3 separate regions of the Homo sapiens genome follow, and all the other regions are linked to region 2. A link is a loop called in an ENCODE intact Hi-C map of the cell type or tissue named here. Cell type or tissue: HCT116. All regions are shown on one strand. Links, peaks and the distances in the headings refer to the core of each region. The heading gives the core; the rest is flanking DNA.

Region 1 (5,940 bases), core at 299-5,298, 500 kb after region 2:
AATACATATTTCACATCTTCCCTTGTGGAAAGCAAATTAATAGGTATACTCAGGAGATTACTATTGCATGGGATATGATCATATTCAGGAAACATCTTTCACTACTTCCCGCCTTAGAGAAAATGAATTTACATAATATGTAAATGTCTATATTACATTCTAATTAACAATATTCTATTTTGAGGATTTTACCAGACTACCACTTGAAAATGTTTCATGTGAGATTATGTAATATCACCTATGATGTAGTCTAGCTAAACGTTTAACTTGAATACCTTGAGCTGTTAGTTCTTGTAGTTTATAGGAAACACAAAGGATATAACAGTAAACTAAATGGTACCACAAGGAAACAGCCAGACAGATTGAGAAGATGGGACATTATGTAGGACAATTGGCCAGTTTATTTAACAAGTCAGTGAGGTTTAGAAGGACAAAAAGGAATTCTGCTAGATTAGAAGAGGAAGCCTGGATCACATTGTTGTTTGGAGAAAGCAATTGTAAAAGAATTCTGTGACTATTGAAGTTATTAGACTATGGACTAGGTATGAGAAAAATGAAAATTTACTGATGTGGAAAGATGTAGATCATCAGTGAGTAAAGCAGAATATAAAACATTATGTGCAATAGAATTTTGACAAAAATATCATTTATGTTTATAAACATATAAAAAAGACCTGAAAGGATGTGTAATAAGCTTTTAAAGGGCTACTGTCTGGTTTGTGGGAACATGATATTTTCATTTTCTTATTCTTGTTTATCTGTATTTTCTAGCTTCTACAATGCCTTTGTATTTCTTTGAAATATTAAAAGGTTTTTTTTGTTTAAAAAATTAAAACGAAAAGAAACTGGAAATGACGTTTAGAAAGAATACATTTATTCTAAACACTACAAGAGAATGAAATAACTTCCTGTTTTAGTTTGCTACAGCTACTGTAACAAAGTGCCACAAACCAAGCAGCTTAAACAACAGAAATTTGTCTCACAGTTCTGGAGGCCAGAAGTTTGAGATCTAGCTGTCAGCAGGTTTTTCTGCTGAGGGTGTGAGGAAGACTCTGTTCCATGCCTCTCTTGAGCTTTGGTGGTGTGTGGCATCACCCGGATCTCTGCCTTCCTCATCACATGGCGTTCTCCCTGTGCGCGTGTCCGTGCCCAAATTCCCCCTTGTTATAAGGACACCAGTCACATTGGATTAGGGATCCTCCCCACTTCTGTATGACCTCGTCTTAACCAGTTACATCTCCAAGTCCCTATTTCCAAATAAGGCCACATTTCGAGGCATTGGGGGTTAGGACTTCAACATATGACTTTTAGAGGGGACATAGGGGACACAATTCAACTCATAAGAGTTCCCAAGAGATGAGTCCTCATGATTTAAAAGTGTATAAACTTCCCTACACAAGGGAATGAAGCCTACAGTCCATAAGCTGCTTTCTCTCTCTCATAATCAACACGAAATGCTTTTTTTTTTTTGAAGACAGGGATCTTGCTGATTGCCCAGGCTGGATTGCAGGGGTGTGATATTGGCTCACTGTAACCTCTGCCTCCTGGGCTCAAGTGATCCCTCCACTTAAACCTCCCTAGTAGCTGGGACCACAGGCGTGCACCACCACGCCCGGCTAATTTTTGTATTTTAGTGGAGACGGGGTTTCACAGTGTTGGCCAGGTTGGTCTTGAACTCCTGGCCTCAGGTGATCTGCTTGCCTTGGCCTCTCAAAGTGCTGGGATTACAGGCGTCAGCCACCTCGCCCAGGCATAATTTTTTACTTTTTGTAGAGATGGGGTTCCGCCATCTTGCCTAGGCTGGTCTCAACCAAAATGCTATTCTTAATGGACTTTTCTCTTGACCTGTAAGCAGTGCACAATGAAGAACTAATAAAAATATCCTCACTTTAAGAAATAACTAAGCTGTAGTAACACCTTCAGAGATCTGTATGTTTTATTTGAATTTGAACTCAGATAACCACAGGCTAAAACATTTAATAAAACTGCTACCACTTCTGATGAAATAAATAGAGAAGGGTAAAGAAAAATATCTCTTACTGAGAAAAAGCTTTTGGAGAATTAGTGTTGGTCTCATAAACAGTTTTTACTTATGTAAGACCCAGAAATGAGGATTCTGTATCAAAATACAAGTTTTCTCTTTCTAGATGCAGCAAACAGTGCCACGGAATAAACTGTGGTCTGGTTAATGTTTAAATCTGGCTCCCTCTACTGGAGGATGTGAGTTTTCTCCTTTCTTTTTAACTGGAGGTCCAAAAAGCATACACTGTACAGGATAGGGGTTCACAGCTCAGGGGTTTCCATTCTTCACTACATATATAGACATTGCCTCATTGACTGGCTTGTGGTTTGTAATAAGAAAAAATGTGTAAATCTCACTGTTGATAAGTCAGCCACCACATCCCTGCTACCTTCTACTTCAGAGATAAAATTTAACTCAGATCTTAAGACAAATAAGAACATGAACTTGACATTCAATCTTCCCCATGTTGGGACATAGACTGCTGATCTGAATTTAGGCTTTTAGAGCTAGAATAAATCCCGAGAGATCCTACAATCCAATTCTTCATTTTCCTGATGAGAAAATATATGTGCAGAGAGAGGAAGTGATTTCCTCAAATTATGCAATGTCGAGATCTTCAATGTGAATATAATCACAAATTGCACACGATGTACTTCTCTAACGTTTTATAGCATTTAGGGCATCAACTCAAGTTAATAAATATTTCTAGATTGCCTACTGTGTGTCAGACACGAAGAGATATACAAAGATGTGTGAGATGTGATTTTTGCTCCTTCAAGAGCTTATTGTTAATTAAATTATATGAAGGATAATTCCAGGTGCTGCCAGGTCTGCAACTCCAAATGGCCAATTAAATGATATTTCCCACATTAATAAGTACTGATTCTTGACAGATGATTGATCATTTCTTTGCACAGCCAATCTTCTTGATTAGGTCTTGGTGCCAATAGAGCTGCTTTGGGGTTTGATTGTTTTTCTGAACTGGAAATTGGTGACTTTGAATGGAGTTGGGGAGTGATATGTGTGTTGGGGTAGAGTTTCAAATTTTTGTTTTTATTGCTCCTGTATAAATGACTTTGGATCATTCCTGGTAAATGACTTAAAGTTGCTTTTGAATAGAAATGTCCAAACACATCTGAGTATCTGGTTCTATTTTTGTTGGTCCAGCTGTCCCAGCCTTAAACCCATCTCGCAGTGCTAAGATGCCCACGCAAATCTTTTGCGATCAACTCGGTGCATTACTTTTATCTGCCCACGGTAGTAACACGATCCTTATATGCCTGTATGTGAATACGGACAACTAGTAAGGATAGAGAGAGAAAGAGAGAGAGAGGGGGAGACCCTAAAGCCATTGTGACTTTATTGTTTGAACCACTCTATGCTTATTCAGCTCTGCCGTTTGCCAGCTGTGTCACCTTGAGAAAGTTACTTAACCTCTTTGTGCCTCACATACCTCATAGGTAGTTGTGATGATTAATGTATTAATATACATGAAGCATTTAGAACAGATTCTAGTACATAATAAGCATGTATATGACTTCATTGACATTATTACTTGATTTGTACGTGCAAGGAAAACTAATATGGTGTTTATAAATTCAAAAAAGTTTCAAAAGGTGATTTACAAAATGGGAGCCATCTAGATTAATACTATTTCATGCTGGCTCTGGACACAGATGCAGGGGGAGTTATTCTCTGGGGAAAGTGAGCCTTTTCAGTAACCACAGGCAGCAGGGTGAGAAATCTTAGTTCTAAACCAATGAAGTAAATGCTGGGATCCCCTACTGTTCTCATATATTCTGCATAGAAGATATGAAAGTATTATGGAAATGATTTTAAGTACATGAAGAGAGAGAAAAGAATCCTAGTGTTGAAAGTCTAAGAATATGTATTTGAGCACACTACATTTCTCTTCCTCCTGAAACATCTTTAGAAATCATAGCCTTTTTAAATTTAAAATTCATTGGTGATTCTTAGATTTTAGCATCAAAGTGAGGACTAAGCTCTGATTTTTCTCTTGCTCAAATTCCTACCTAAGGGGTCTAGGGAGTCATGCCCTATGAACCATAAATTCTTGTCAGATGGGTTTTATTTGACCCTATATATTGTGACTGACTTTTCAGTCTGACTTTGGCATAACGTTATGAGACGAGGAAAAATATTTAACCCCAAAATACATTTCCTTGCCATATCTTGAAGTTGCCCTGCAAAGTCTCTTGTGGGGAAAAATCCACATTCTCTGGAGAATCCCCTTCCCCCTTTGTTTTCCTCCCTTCTTTCCAGATCCAGGAGATAATTAACTAAGAGGCTGGCACCCTTTTAAGTCCCATAAGAAACATTTTACAACCTACTGTCTCTCTAAAGTCTGCTGAGAAATTCCTCTGCACACTAAAACTTGGTCCCCACAATCCTTTATCTTAACCTGAACATTCCTTTCCATTAATCCCAGGTCTTCAGATAAACTCCACCAATTGTCAACCACAAAATGTTCAAATTTACCTATAGCCTGGAATCCCCCGCTTTGAGTTGTCCCACCTTTCTGAACCAAACCAATGTCGTGCTTAAATGTATTTGATTGATGTCTCATGCCTCTCTAAAATATATAAAACCAAGCTGTATCCTAACCACCTTGGGCACATGTTCTCAGGACCTCCTGAGGGCTGTGTCACAGGACATGGTCACTCATATTTGGCTCAGAATAAATCTCTTCAAATATTTTACAGAGTTTACTCTATCAATAAAAGAAAAGGTACAATTGCAACAAAAGAATTCTGTGTTCTTAATATTCCTGATTAAGCAGCTGCTCTGCTCAGCACCTCTCGGAAGATTTTGTACAATATGAAATACCTTCCAGAGCTGAGCATCATTCTGAGCTTCAGCATTACCTCATTTTCATCAAGATAGATGTAAACGTGATTATTTTAAATGACTAGAGCATTTCCAAGCATTTAGCTTTTAAAACTCAGATGAGACTTAATCAACTGTTTTCCCATTTTATATCACCAACGTCTCTTATTCTGCATAGCTCAGAAGTCAAGCTGAGCTTGAATTAAAATCCAGTTTTCCAGGCTGTTACTGAAAGATAAAAAGACTAATTGGTTTACAGCTTCTTCAAAGCCTGTATACCATAGGTTGAGTTTCTGATGTTTAATCATTTATGTTACTGTATAGTGTCTATCCTATTACTGACAAACCCAAACCTTCTATGGGTTGTTTTCTCTTAGTGCCTGTGATCTCACCACAGCAAATCACCATTTCACCATAAGCATCTTTTTATTATTAGTTGGAGATCCCATACTATGCCACTAGTTGCTGCAAATCCGTTAGGCATTAATGACATATACTCCATAGCCATTCTGCTGTGAGTTAGCAATGAATAAATCCATTAAAATGAAGGGTTGCTGAACTTCCTGCATTACTGTGTGAGGAGCTCTGCCAGCTTGCTCCACAGAGAAACTGGTGAAAATTATTAAAAGCAAACTAACTCAAAGCCTCTGGAAATGATCCTAAAGGCATACAGCAAATGAAGAAATAATCCCAGCACTTTGGGAAGCCGAGGCGGGTGGATCATGAGGTCAGGAGATCGAGAGCATCCTGGCTAACTTGGTGAAACCCCATCACTACTAAAAATACAAAAAAATTAGCCAGGCGTGGTGGAGGGCGCCTGTAGTGCCAGCTACTCAGGAGGCTGAGGCAGGAAAATGGCAGGAATCCGGGAGGCAGAGGTTGCAGTGAGCCGAGATTGTGCCCCTGCGCTCCAGCCTGGGCGACAGAGCGAGACTCTGTCTAAAAATAAATAAATAAATAAATAAATAAATAAATAAAGAGGCTGGGTGCGGTGGCTCATGCCTGTAATCCCAACACTTTGGGAGGCCAAGGCAGGCAGATCACGAGGTCAGGAGATCGAGACCATCCTG
Region 2 (5,940 bases), core at 564-5,563:
AGGTGCTCTGATTTTTAGAGTTATTCCAGTTTTTCTGCTCTGGTTTTTCCCCATCTTTGTGATTTTATCTACCTTTGCCTTTGATGATGGTGATGTACAGATGGGGTTTTGGTGTGGATGTCCTTTCTGTTTGTTTAGTTTTCCTTCTGACAGTTAGGACCCTCAGCTGCAGGTCTGTTGGAGTTTGCTGGAGGTCCACTCCAGACCTTGTTTGCCTGAGTATCAGCAGCAGTGGCTGCAGAACAGCGGGTATTGGTGAACCGCAAATGCTGCTGCCTGATCGTTCCTCTGGAAGTTTTGTCTCAGAGGAGTACCCGGCTGTGTGAGGTGTCAGTCTGCCCCTACTAGGGGGTGCCTCCCGGTTAGGCTACTTGGGGGTCAGGGACCCACTTTAGGAGGCAGTCTGCCCATTCTCAGATCTCAAGCTGTGTGCTGGGAGAACCACTACTCTCTTCAAAGCTGTCAGACAGGGACATTTAAGTCTGCAGAGGTTACTGCTGCCTTGTGTTTGTCTATGCCCTGCCCCAAGAGGTGGAGCCTACAGAGGCAGGCAGGCCTCCTTGAGCTGTGGTGGGCTCCACCCAGTTCGAGCTTGTTGGCAGCTTTGTTTACCTACTCAAGCCTCGGCAATGGCGGGCACCCCTCCCCCAGCCTTGCTGCCACCTTGCAGTTTGATCTCAGACTGCTGTGCTAGCAATGAGCGAGGCTCCATGGGCGTAGGACCCTCTGAGCCATGTGTGGGATATAATCTCCTGGTGTGCCATTTGTTAAGCCCAATGCCTCGCCCTGCTTCGGCTCACACAAGGTGTGCTGCACCCACTGTCCTGCACCCACTGTCCGGCACTCCCCAGTGAGATGAACCTGGTACCTCAGTTGGAAATGCAGAAATCACCCATCTTCTGCATTGCTCATGCTGGGAGCTGTAGACTGGAGCTGTTCCTATTCGGCCATTTTAATCACATTTCTAATAGAAATTGAATATTGGAGGATTTCTAGTGAACATGTGAGGGGAAGAAGATCAAAAGATCACTTTGCACTGGAAACATTTCACTGTGTTTGTGCTGTGGTTGGAGATTTCAGTAAGATGGGAGCTGAGCAGAGGCCTACTGTGTGTCCTGTGAGGCCACTGCACTGGAGGCGACCTCAGGTGTCACTTGGAATGCTGTCTCTTCTCCCTTAGCCAAGGCAGGTCCTGGAGACCTTCAGAGCCTGTTTTCTAATGCTGTGGCAAACAACTAAAATGTCGACATTTGACCTGTGTGCTCCCAAATGGACCATAAAAAGATGATTGCTTATTTTATTTAGTAATAAAAGTAATATTTTTAGGCCACCCCTCCACAAGAAAGCTTAGAAATTGCTTAAGTAGCTGAGAAGCTGGCCACAGCAGGTGTGCTGGTAAGTGTTTAACAACCAGCTCTCTGGGGGGGAAACTATGAGTGTGCATCTGTGCTTATTTACCTGATATAAAGAATGTGTAACACACAGTTTACAAATAATAATAATATATTCACTCATTTTTTGGGGGGGGTGCAGGTAGAAACTCACTCTGTTGCCCAGGCTGGAGTGCAGTGGTGCAATCATAGCTCACTGCAGCCTTAAACTCCTGGGCTCAAGCAATCCTCCTGCCCCAGCCTCCCAAGTAGCTGGGACCACAGGCACGTGACACCATGTCTGGCTAATGTTTTATGTTTTTGTAGAGAAGGAGGACTTGCACTGTTGCCCTAACTGGTCTTCAACTCCTAGGCTCAAATGATCCTGTTGCCTCAGCCTCCCAAAGCTCTGAGTTTACAGGTGTGAGCCACCATGCCCCGCCTCACTAATCTTTATTGCAAATGCCACCCACCTATAACTTCAGTATGACTTGGTATTTCCTGCAAACTCACAATCAGTTTTTCTAATTCTGTTACCAAGAATAGTGTCACCAAACCAGACTACAAATAAATGTTTGACTCCTATGTGAATCGCCAAAGATGTTACTCATAATACTGGTGAATGAATGGAGCTCTGACATGCTACACTGTGGGAGGCTGTGGCTCTGGGTGTGGTAGAGCTGGTTGCCATCATAAAGAAAAGCTCAAGTGAATGGGGGGAGAGCAGGTAGAACTGGAACCCATGAGGACAGAGTTCTGTCCTACCTGCCTCCCACTGCAGTGATGTGGGGACCTGCAGGAGGAGTTAGTCCCACTCACACCTGGCCCAGGTCTCAGAGATACTGAGGGAGAATCTGGAGGAGCTGCCGACCGGCTGCTTCTCTGAGCCGCTGGTGCAAGCCAGCAGACCATCGACAACGTGTATGAGCTGCGACAGCCCCTGGTGTTGCCGGGACCCACAGTGCATTTTGGCTGACGCTTCCTATCTGCCCTCCAAATCTCACCTAAACCTCTCCTGCAGTCCTCATTTGGAATCATACAGGGAGGGAAGTCTGGAAAACAAAGTTCTAGCCTAGTTAAGTTGACTTGATGGAACGCCACCATGCTTGCTTGATGCTTCTGTGCTAGGTGGGGATCTCCTCACCCTGTTGTTCCAGGTTTCTTTGCCTCTGCATGGAAAGCTGTTTTTCAACCATGGGACCTGGAAAACTCCTGTAGTATATTCAAACCCTGCAAAGATCTCACTCGCTCTGAGAAAAGCTCCCGGACCCTTCCCCTCCAGGACTAGTTCTGTACCTTGTACTCAATGACTGTGTCTACTGCACATGCTAAATGTTCAAGGACAGAGTCACTAATGGTTAGAACAACTGAGCCAAGCTGTGCCCATCGCATAGGTGAAGAACTGGAGGAGCAGAGTGGTTGAGTAGCTTGCCAAGATCACACAGTGACAATTGGTAGGAAAGCTGTAATTTGAACCCGGTCTGTGACTCCTCTTTTAATTATAACCCACGGTGACTAGAAAGTCAAGGGAGATTTGGCTCCTGCCCATAAGAAACTCCAATTAGTGGAGGGGAAAGAGGTGGTTAAGGTAGTAAGTAGCTGGTCAGTTGTGCTATGTCTGAGACTGACAATAGGAGCAGAATGTGGAGTAGACCCTGGATAAGGGGGTCCAGGGTAGGAATGAGGTTGTTTCCCGCCTTCCGCCTTCCGCCTTCCACTTCCCGCAGCGGTAGCCTCAGCCTTCTAGGAATGGCTTCTCCCCAGCTGGAGGAAGGGACTAGAAGGCAGCAGTTATCTATGCTGCTTGCCGCGCCACTGTCACAAAGACTCTGGAGCTAGCCTGAGAACTGGGGTCACAGCAGTGTGCTCAGCCTACCTCCAGGGCCTCCTGGGTCTGGCCAGTAGGAAGATGAGGTCCGCGTTGTTGTCTGTCAGCAGCTGGGATCATACAAAGGAGCATTAGCCTGGGAGCTAGGGAGTGAGGTTCTAGCTGCCTGCTCGCTGTGTAGTCTCCAGCAAGTCCTACCCCTCTTGGGGTCTTTGGTTTCCTTATCTGGAAAACAAGGGGCCTGGGATGGGTGGCCAAGGCTCCTCCTTCCCTCAATCGCCTGGGAATCTTGGCAGTTATTTGGATTTGGCATTTCTCATGTAATTCCACCAGAGGGCGCCAAATACTAGCTCTTACCAACTTGGTTCCTGAAGCGGGTGTCTGCTGGGGAGGGCGCAGAGGAGGTGGAGTGTGAGTTGAGTGTGATAGTGTGGAAGCAATTAGCAATTAAGTGTATGTGAGTGAGTGTGTGTGTGTGTGTGTGTGTGTGTGTAGCACCAAAGCTCCTGTAACCGCCTATATCTCCCACCACCACCCTCTGCCTGCTGGCTGCATCTTCAGCCACTTGAATTCTCCTTTCTTAGCCTCCACGCCCTACCAGAGAGGCCTGGCCTCAGGGCCTTTGTCCTTGCTGTCCCTTTAGCTTGGAACACGCATCCCTAAGGCATCCACAGGGCCCTCCCTCACTTCTTCTTCATGAGGCATTCCTAACCAACCTACATAAAATAGCCACCCCCAAACTCATTCTAAGCTTTAGTTAAAAACATTAAAGAAAACTGTGGTAAAATATACCATAACATAAAAAGTACTATTTTAACCATTAATTTTTAAAATAAGAATATAGTTAAATACATATAACATAAAATTTCCCATCTTAGCTATTTTTAAGTGCATAGTTCAGTAGTGTAGCGTACATTCACATTGCTGTGCAATCAGTCTGCAGGGCTCTCTTTTTCTGGCAAAACTGGAGCTCTGTACCTACTTAACAATAACTCTTCATTTCCTCCACTCCTCTACTTTCTGTCTGTAAGAATTTGACTACATCAGGTATCTCATGTAAGTGGAATTATACAGTATTTATCTTCTTGTGACTGGCTTATTTCACTCAGCATAATGTCCTTCCAGTAGCGATAAACCCTTATGCTAGCATGTGCCAGAATTTCCTTCCTTTTTAAGGCTGAATAATATCCCACTGTGTGCCTGTACCATGTTGTGTTGACCCACTCATCGATGGACACTTTGGTTGCTTCTGTCTTTTGGCTGTTGTGAATAATGCTACCATAAATAGGGATGTACAAATACCTGTTTGAACTCCTGATTTCAATTATTGTTATTATTATTTTTTGAGACAAGGTCTTAGTCTGTTGCCCAGCCTGGATTGCAGTGGCACAATTTCAACTCACTGAAGCCTTGACCTCCCAAGCCCTAAGCAATCCTCCCAATTCAGCTTCCTGAGTAGCTGGGACTCCAGACTTGCACCACCACGTCCAGTTAATTTTATTTTTTTTTGTGGAGACAGGGTTTTGCTATGTTGCCCAGACTGGTCTGGAACTCCTGAGCTCAAATGATCCCCCTGTCTTGGCCTCCCAAAGTGCTGAGATCACAGGTGTGAGCTATCACACCTGGCCCCTGCTTTCAATTCTTGTTCCATGCTTTTATATTTTATTTTATTTTATTTATTTTGAGATAGGGTCTCGCTCTGTTGCCCAGGCTGGAGGGCAGTGTCCATGCTTTATTTTTTCTGCAGAGCACTAATTACCAACCAACTGCCCTCCTCCTGCCCACAACTAGAGATGCAAATGATTTCTATTTGGTAGAAAGATAACCCTAAAGGTTATAATTGTATTGCCTTAAGGACATTAGCCAGTTTTGTTTTATTTTATTTTATTGTTGAGACGGAGTCTCGCTCTGTCACCCAGGCTGTAGTGCAGTGGTGCAATCTCGGCTCACTGCAACCTCCGCTTCCTGGGTTCAAGCGATTCTCATGCCTCAGTCTCCCATGTTGCTGGGATTACAGATGCCCACCACTATGCCTAATTTTTGTGTTTTTGGTAGAGGTGGGGTTTCACCACGTTGGCCAGGCTGGTTTCAATCTCCTGACCTCAGATGATCCACCCGCCTCGGCTTCCCAAAGTTCTGGGATTACAGGTGTGAGCCACCATGCCCAGTCGCAACCGGTTTTACTTCAAACCTAGTAATTTTATTCTAACATTCTTTTAAAAATGTCTATAAATACTTAGGTCCTCCAAATACTTTTTGGACCAGCTTTACCATCTTACTTGTTTCATCATTAATGATTAATAAATCTCTGATATGTGTTCATTCCATCTTTGTTATGGGAGTTATGTTTTTTAACTTTTAAAAAAGTATGCATTGGCATCTAGAAGTTTTTCCCAGGGGCTAAAATCTGCTTTTGGATGAAATTCAGTACATCAGTAGTTTAGGACTTCGGGTGTTTGGGGGCGACCTGCACTAAGCCATGCAAGTGCGTGCGGAGCCTCTTGAGTTGTGGCTCCCGTTGGTGTACCCAGGGGGTCTGGAAATTCCAGGAAGCTTATGAGGACCTGGATCTGCTGGGCCCCAGGAACGGCCAGTACTTCCTCAGCAACCACTATGCGCCATGCACATTCTGAAAGCTTTCTATGTGTTAGCTTATCCTCACACGGTCTCCCTGAGATAAACACTAGTTTGCAGATGAGGAAACAAGCTCAGAGGGTTTAAGGAACTCTGAGGATCACAGTT
Region 3 (5,940 bases), core at 299-5,298, 460 kb after region 2:
GCCTCTGTTGTTTTTCTGACCTCTTGCTTCCTGGAGTTTCTCTGAAGGGCATTTCTCTTAATGGACTTGTTCTTTTTGCTACAGCTAATATCTAGAGGAATATCCATGTTGATTTCCCATATTTTTATTCTCAAAAGACCACCTTATTTCAAATTTGGGGAGCACATAATGTACTCTCTATCACTTAAAAATTGATTGTTGCCCTGTTTTTTGGATTTTTTTTTTAAGGGGGTGAGGGAAGGAGAAGGCAATCACAAAGAGTTGGTGAGTAATTGGCTGAAAGTCATCATTCAATATTATAAAAGTTTCCATTTTGTTCCACAATGCCTTTTTAGAAAGATAACTGAATGTTTTAATCTTTCACCTGTATTTACTTTGCATACTCAGTGTAGTTAATCTATATCTCTTTATATTCTAATTTTATTTTTATTGATTTAAATATTCAATGAATGTTTCTCATTGCCTACTTTGTATCAGACTCTGTGCTGGGAGGTGATAATAAGGAGAGGCAAAAGGGCTCAATTAGGAGGGATAGGTTTCTATCTGCTTTACACGAGTGGAGAGATACCCAAAAGCTGACCTGCAGGACAGTTCTACCCAAAGCAACTCTCCAGTGTTCTGCTGGGGTTCCTGATAAGCATATCATTTGAGTCATAACTTTGAGTAGGAAGAGGGTAGGGAAGCAAGTTCACTGTTGTCTATTAACACAAACATATTTTAAGATTATGGAATATTTTCATTATCTAAAATACTCTTCAAACATCCATCTACTCATTACCCAGTTATAATGTAAGTTAATATTTTTACTATACATGCTTCAATGTTTTTAAAGAAATGGTTTATCATGATTTATATGGCCATTCAATATATCCATTTTCTTGCAGGACATTAGCTTCCAAATTTTCACTATTACAAATAAGGCCACAGTAACTGTCATTATACACATCTCCTTGAATATATATGTAAGAGTTTCTTTATACACCATAAATATTACAATTATAAATCACCAATTCGCAATAACATTTTTTAAAAAAGAGTTTTCTTTATACTCAGAATTGTTGGGTAATAAGACATATGCACCTTCAATTTTGCAAGATATTGCCACTAGTTTTGCTTGAACATATTTATTGTTTCATATCCTTATAAATAGGGATTTTTAATTTTTATCAATCTAATAGATATTACATGGCATTTCATTGTTGTTTTACTTTGCATTTCACTAATTACTAAATTTGATTTGCAAGAGTTTTAAAGGCTGGGCACAGTGGCTCAGGCCTATAATCCCAGCATTTTGGGAGACCAAGGCAGGTGGATCTCTTGAGGCCAGGAGTTCAAGACCAGCCTGGCCAACATGACAAAACCCCATCTCTACTAAAAATACAAAAATTACTTGGGCCTGGTGATGCATGCCTGTAGTTCCAGCTACTTGGAAGGTTGAGGCAGGAGAATTGCTTGAACCTGGGAGGCAGAGGTTGCAGTGAGCCATGATTGTGCCACTGCACTCCAGCCTGGGGATGACAGAGTGAGATTTTGTCTAAAAAGAAAAAAAAAAGAGTTTTAAAAAATTAATTCTGTTATTAATCCTCTTTTGGTTAGATTTATTTTATTGATCCTCTTTTGGTTAGATTTATTTCATTTTATTTTACTATTTTTTTGAGATGGAGTCTTGCGCTGTCTCCCAGGCTAGAGTGCAATGGCGCAGTTTTGGCTCACTGCAACCTCCGCCTCCTGGGTTCAAGTGATTCCCCTGCCTCAGCCTCCCAAGTAGCTGGGACTACAGGCACCCGCCAGCACGCCTGGCTAATTTTTGTATTTTTAGTAGAGACGGGGTTTCACCATGTTGGCCAGGCTGGTCTCAAACTCCTGACCTCAAGTGATCCACCTGCCTTGGCCTCCCAAAGTGTTGGGATTACAGGCATGAGCCACTGCACCCAGCCTTTTGGTTAGATTTATAATAAACATCTTCTTCCAGTCTATGACTTTTCTGAAAACTTTGTTTATAGTATCTTTTGATCAACAGAAGTTTTAATTTACAATTTAGTCAAGACCTAAATATGAAATGTCAAATTCTAAAATTTTAGAAATTTCATATATAATGCATACATATATACGTAATATACATGTAATTATATATGCTTATATGTAATATTTTTATAAGACTAAAGGTTTAGCCCAGCATCACGTGACTCACTCTTTCCTCACTAACTTGTAAGGCCATTTCCATCATACACCAAATTCCTATATTTAAGCAGTTCTGCTTCTAGGCTTTACATTTTCTCAATTGGTCTATTTTTATACTGACTCTCTTTGGCACTTCATAGAGTCATATGACTATTAGGATTTGTTTGTCAAGTTCTACAAAACACCTTATTGGTGTTTAGATTGGAAGTGCTTTAAATTTTTTGGATGGAATAATTGCTATCATTATATCCACCATTCCACACGTACATAAATTATTTTACGTTTTTCCACAACATTTTGTATTTTCCCCATAAATGACTTGTATATCTTCTGTTACATGTATTCTTATAGGAAACAGATATTTTGTTGCAAGTATAAATGGGATTTTCCTCCTTTGATTATGCTTTCTAATTTCTTGTTGCAGGTATATGGCTATGCTATTTTTGTATATTGATCTTTTATCCAACAACCTTGCTGAAACTTGCCTATTGTTATAATTTGTAGATTCTCTTGTATTTTTAAAAATGTAAACAACTTTGTCATCCATGGAAGATGATGATTTTGTTTCCTTTATTCCAATTATGCTATTTGCTAATGTTGATTTTGCTTGTCTTTCTTGTTTTACTGCATTTTCTAGGCTCTCTAGTGCATTATTGAATAGAAATGCTAATGGAGGACTTCTGTGACTGGGACTATTTCAGGGGGAGAATTTTCATGAGCTTAGTTTTTATTCTTCTTTATTGTGTTCTTCTCATAGTAATGTTGCCTTGTTCTGTTCATTTAAAGTATGATGGATTTTCCTGGACTAGCAGCAATCATAGATAATTCTATCCAGGAGGAATGAAAACTTTGGGCAGTTTGCTCAATATCCTAGTTCAAGAGTGCCCTCTTCAGTTCTAACAGTGAAGTGAGGCTTATTTAATTAATGACACGTTTCTGGGGTGGTGAAACATAGGAGGGAGTGATGTTTACTGATAATCGTGATACTACCTTACAGCCCTAGGATCCTTATTTTCTTGTGTTTTATTTCTCATTTTTCTTTACCTTCTAGTTGTACTGCTCCTTCCCAGAAGCAGTGTCTTCCCAAGACTATAACTGTGGTCCTGGATACTTCCTTGAAAAGTCATGCTTCAGATCTTCTGGTCTTAGACTTGTTCTTACGATTTCCTCATCAGGGAAGGGCGTTCTCCTTCTGTGGGTGCTGTCCTCTGTGTTTCACCCCTGCTAGAGACTTGCCACCTCTCCTGTCTTCCATATAATCCCTGCCTGATTCTGTTTCAGCATGGGCTCTGATTTGGCTCTACGGATTCTGGACTGTTCTACCTACATGTAAATCCAAGTTTGTGGTATTCCCTATCCTTCACTATGCTCTACCTCTGGGCAATTGTGAAGTTTTATTTGCTTTACTGTTGACCTGTATGGTTTTGGAGGATGTATGTAGAGATTTGGATTTAAGGAACCAAAGGGTTGAGAAATGTGTGTTACAATCTTCCTGCATAAATGTGGATTTGTCATTTTATTTCTGTGATTCTGGTCTATTTTTGTCTTACGTATTTGTATTGGGCTGTTCTTGCATTGCTATAAAGAAATCCCTGAGACTGGGTAATTTACAAAGAAAAGAGGTTTAATTGGCTCACAGTTCTACAGGCTTTATAGGAAACATGGTGCTGGCATCTGCTCAGCTTCTAGGGAGTCCTCAGACAGCTTTTACTCATGGCAGAAGGTGAAGGGGGAGCAGGCACATCGCATGGCAGAAGCAGGAGCAAGAAAGAGAGTTGGGGGGCAGGAGCTACACACTTTTATATGACCAGATAGTGCGAGAACTCACTCACTATTATGACGATGGCACCAGGCCATGAGGGATCTGCCTCCATGACCCAAACACCTCCCCCCAGGCCTCACCTCCAGTATTGGGAATTACAATTCAACATGAGATTTGGGCAGGGACAAATATCCAAACAGTGTCAATATTCTATATGTTGTTAGGTTTATTGACATAAGATTGTTATATACTTTCTTGGTGACTTGCTCTTTTAATCAGTAGATAATGATCTTTGTAACTAGTAATTTTTGCTCAAAGTCTCTTACATAGGATGTTATTATAAGAATTCAATTTCCTTTGGTTAATATTTGCTATTGTTGACCAAAAGATCACCAGGATGGCTAAATAGTAGAAAGGAGAGCTTTATTGGAGATATTGGTTTGGAAGCTGGGAAGAGAAAGTCTCCAGCATGGACGAGGGGAAGCACAGTTTGGGTTTTATGCCTCACAGGGCCTGAATCATGCATATTCAGGAGGTTCGGGGGGAAAAGCTATACGTATTTATGAGGGAGCTGTGCGCATATGTAATGGATAAATATGCATATGACATACATCCTACGTTCACTTTGGGACTGGGTTTTAACATTAAAATGAGGTGGAATTTGGCTTTATCAAAGGGTGAACTTTAGGACACAAAGACAGTTTATGCACAGCCTCTATCAGCTGGCTGAAACTGTTTAAAGGTCTGCAATTGCTTATCAGAGAAGAAAGTTTGTAAGGCCAGTCCTTTATCCAATTAGAGTCATAGTGGTTTGGATCGTAAGTCAGAATTAGGACAATTGGCCTGATATCTCCTATTGTTAGGATATTTAGTGAGAATTTAGAAATTTGCCATGCCAAACCATCCCTGAATCCCCAACCCATAGGTAACTTTTTGTTTTTTTTTTAACCTTAGGTTCTGTCTTAGTTGATAAAGGGGCATCTATTTTGGTCTCTCACATCACACTGTATATACTTTTATATATTTTTGTTTGTTTTGGTTTATTTTTTATTATTTTATGTTTAATTTTTGTGGGTACATAGTAGGTGTATGTATTTATAGAATACATGAGATTTTGGTACAGGCATGCAATGCATAATAATCACATCATGAAAAACTGGGTATCCATCCTCTCAAGCATTTATCCTTTGTGTTACAAACAATCCAATTATACTCTTTTAGTTATTTTAAAGTGTACAATTAAATTACTATTGACTATAGTCCCCACGTTGTGCTATTAAATACTAGGTCTTACTCATTCTCTCTATTATTTTTTGTACCCATTCACCATCCCACCTCCCCACTATGCCATCCCTTCCCTGCCCTGACTATCCTTCCCATCCTCTGGTAACCATCCTTCTACTCCCTATGTCCATGAGTTCAGTTGTTTTGGTTTGTAGATCCCTCAAACACGGTGAGAACATGTGATATTTGTTTTTTTTGTGCCTGGCTTATTTCACTTAACATAGTGATCTCCTGTTCTATCAATGTTGTTGCAAAAGACAGAATCTCATTCTTTTTAATGGCTGAATAGTGGTTCATTGTCTATAAGTACCACATTTTCTCTATCCATTCACCTGTTGATGAATTCTTAGGTTACTTCCAAATCTTGGCTATTGTGAACAGTGCTGCAACAAACTTGGGAGTGCAGGTATTTCTTTGATATACTGATTTCCTTTGTTTTGCATATATACCCAGCAGTGGGATTGCTGCATCATATGATAGCTCAATTGTTAGCTTTTTGAGGAACCTCCAAACTGTTCTCCATAGTGGTTGTACTAATTTACATTCTTACAACAGTATATAAGGGTTTCCTTTTCTCCACATCCTCACCAGCATTTGTTATTGCCTGTCTTGTGGATATAAGCCATTTTAACCGGCATGAGATGATATCTCATTGTAGTTTTGGTTTGCATTTCTCTAATGATCAATGATGTTGAGCACCTTTTCATATGCCT

What was found. Peaks named below come from ENCODE experiments on the same cell type or tissue, not always from the same donor. Only the 100,000 strongest peaks of a DNase experiment are listed, where the experiment ranks them.
Region 1: it touches region 2 in a loop (6-fold over the local background); 54 of 110 quality-filtered maps call a loop at or near these places.
Region 3: it touches region 2 in a loop (10-fold over the local background); 75 of 110 quality-filtered maps call a loop at or near these places.

Annotation. Positions count from the first base shown.
Region 1 is chr9:69,917,452-69,923,391 of GRCh38, forward strand. No RefSeq gene overlaps it. Among named protein-coding and RNA genes, the nearest start is that of CFAP95, 100 kb to the left of the region's middle. In HCT116, for the core only: a CTCF peak has its summit at 2,214 (motif pointing left); a DNase peak (open chromatin) is centred at 2,200; H3K27me3 peaks cover 1,950 bases.
Region 2 is chr9:69,418,837-69,424,776 of GRCh38, forward strand. LOC124902177 (a long non-coding RNA gene) reads right to left here and starts at 3,679. Exons shown (of 2, transcript XR_007061568.1): 1 at 3,247-3,679. RefSeq lists a silencer at 3,637-3,931. In HCT116, for the core only: a CTCF peak has its summit at 3,531 (motif pointing right); a DNase peak (open chromatin) is centred at 3,545.
Region 3 is chr9:69,874,998-69,880,937 of GRCh38, forward strand. The region is part of intron 4 of CFAP95 (cilia and flagella associated protein 95); the gene reads left to right. Among named protein-coding and RNA genes, the nearest start is that of CFAP95, 57 kb to the left of the region's middle. In HCT116, for the core only: a CTCF peak has its summit at 3,083 (motif pointing left); a DNase peak (open chromatin) is centred at 3,069.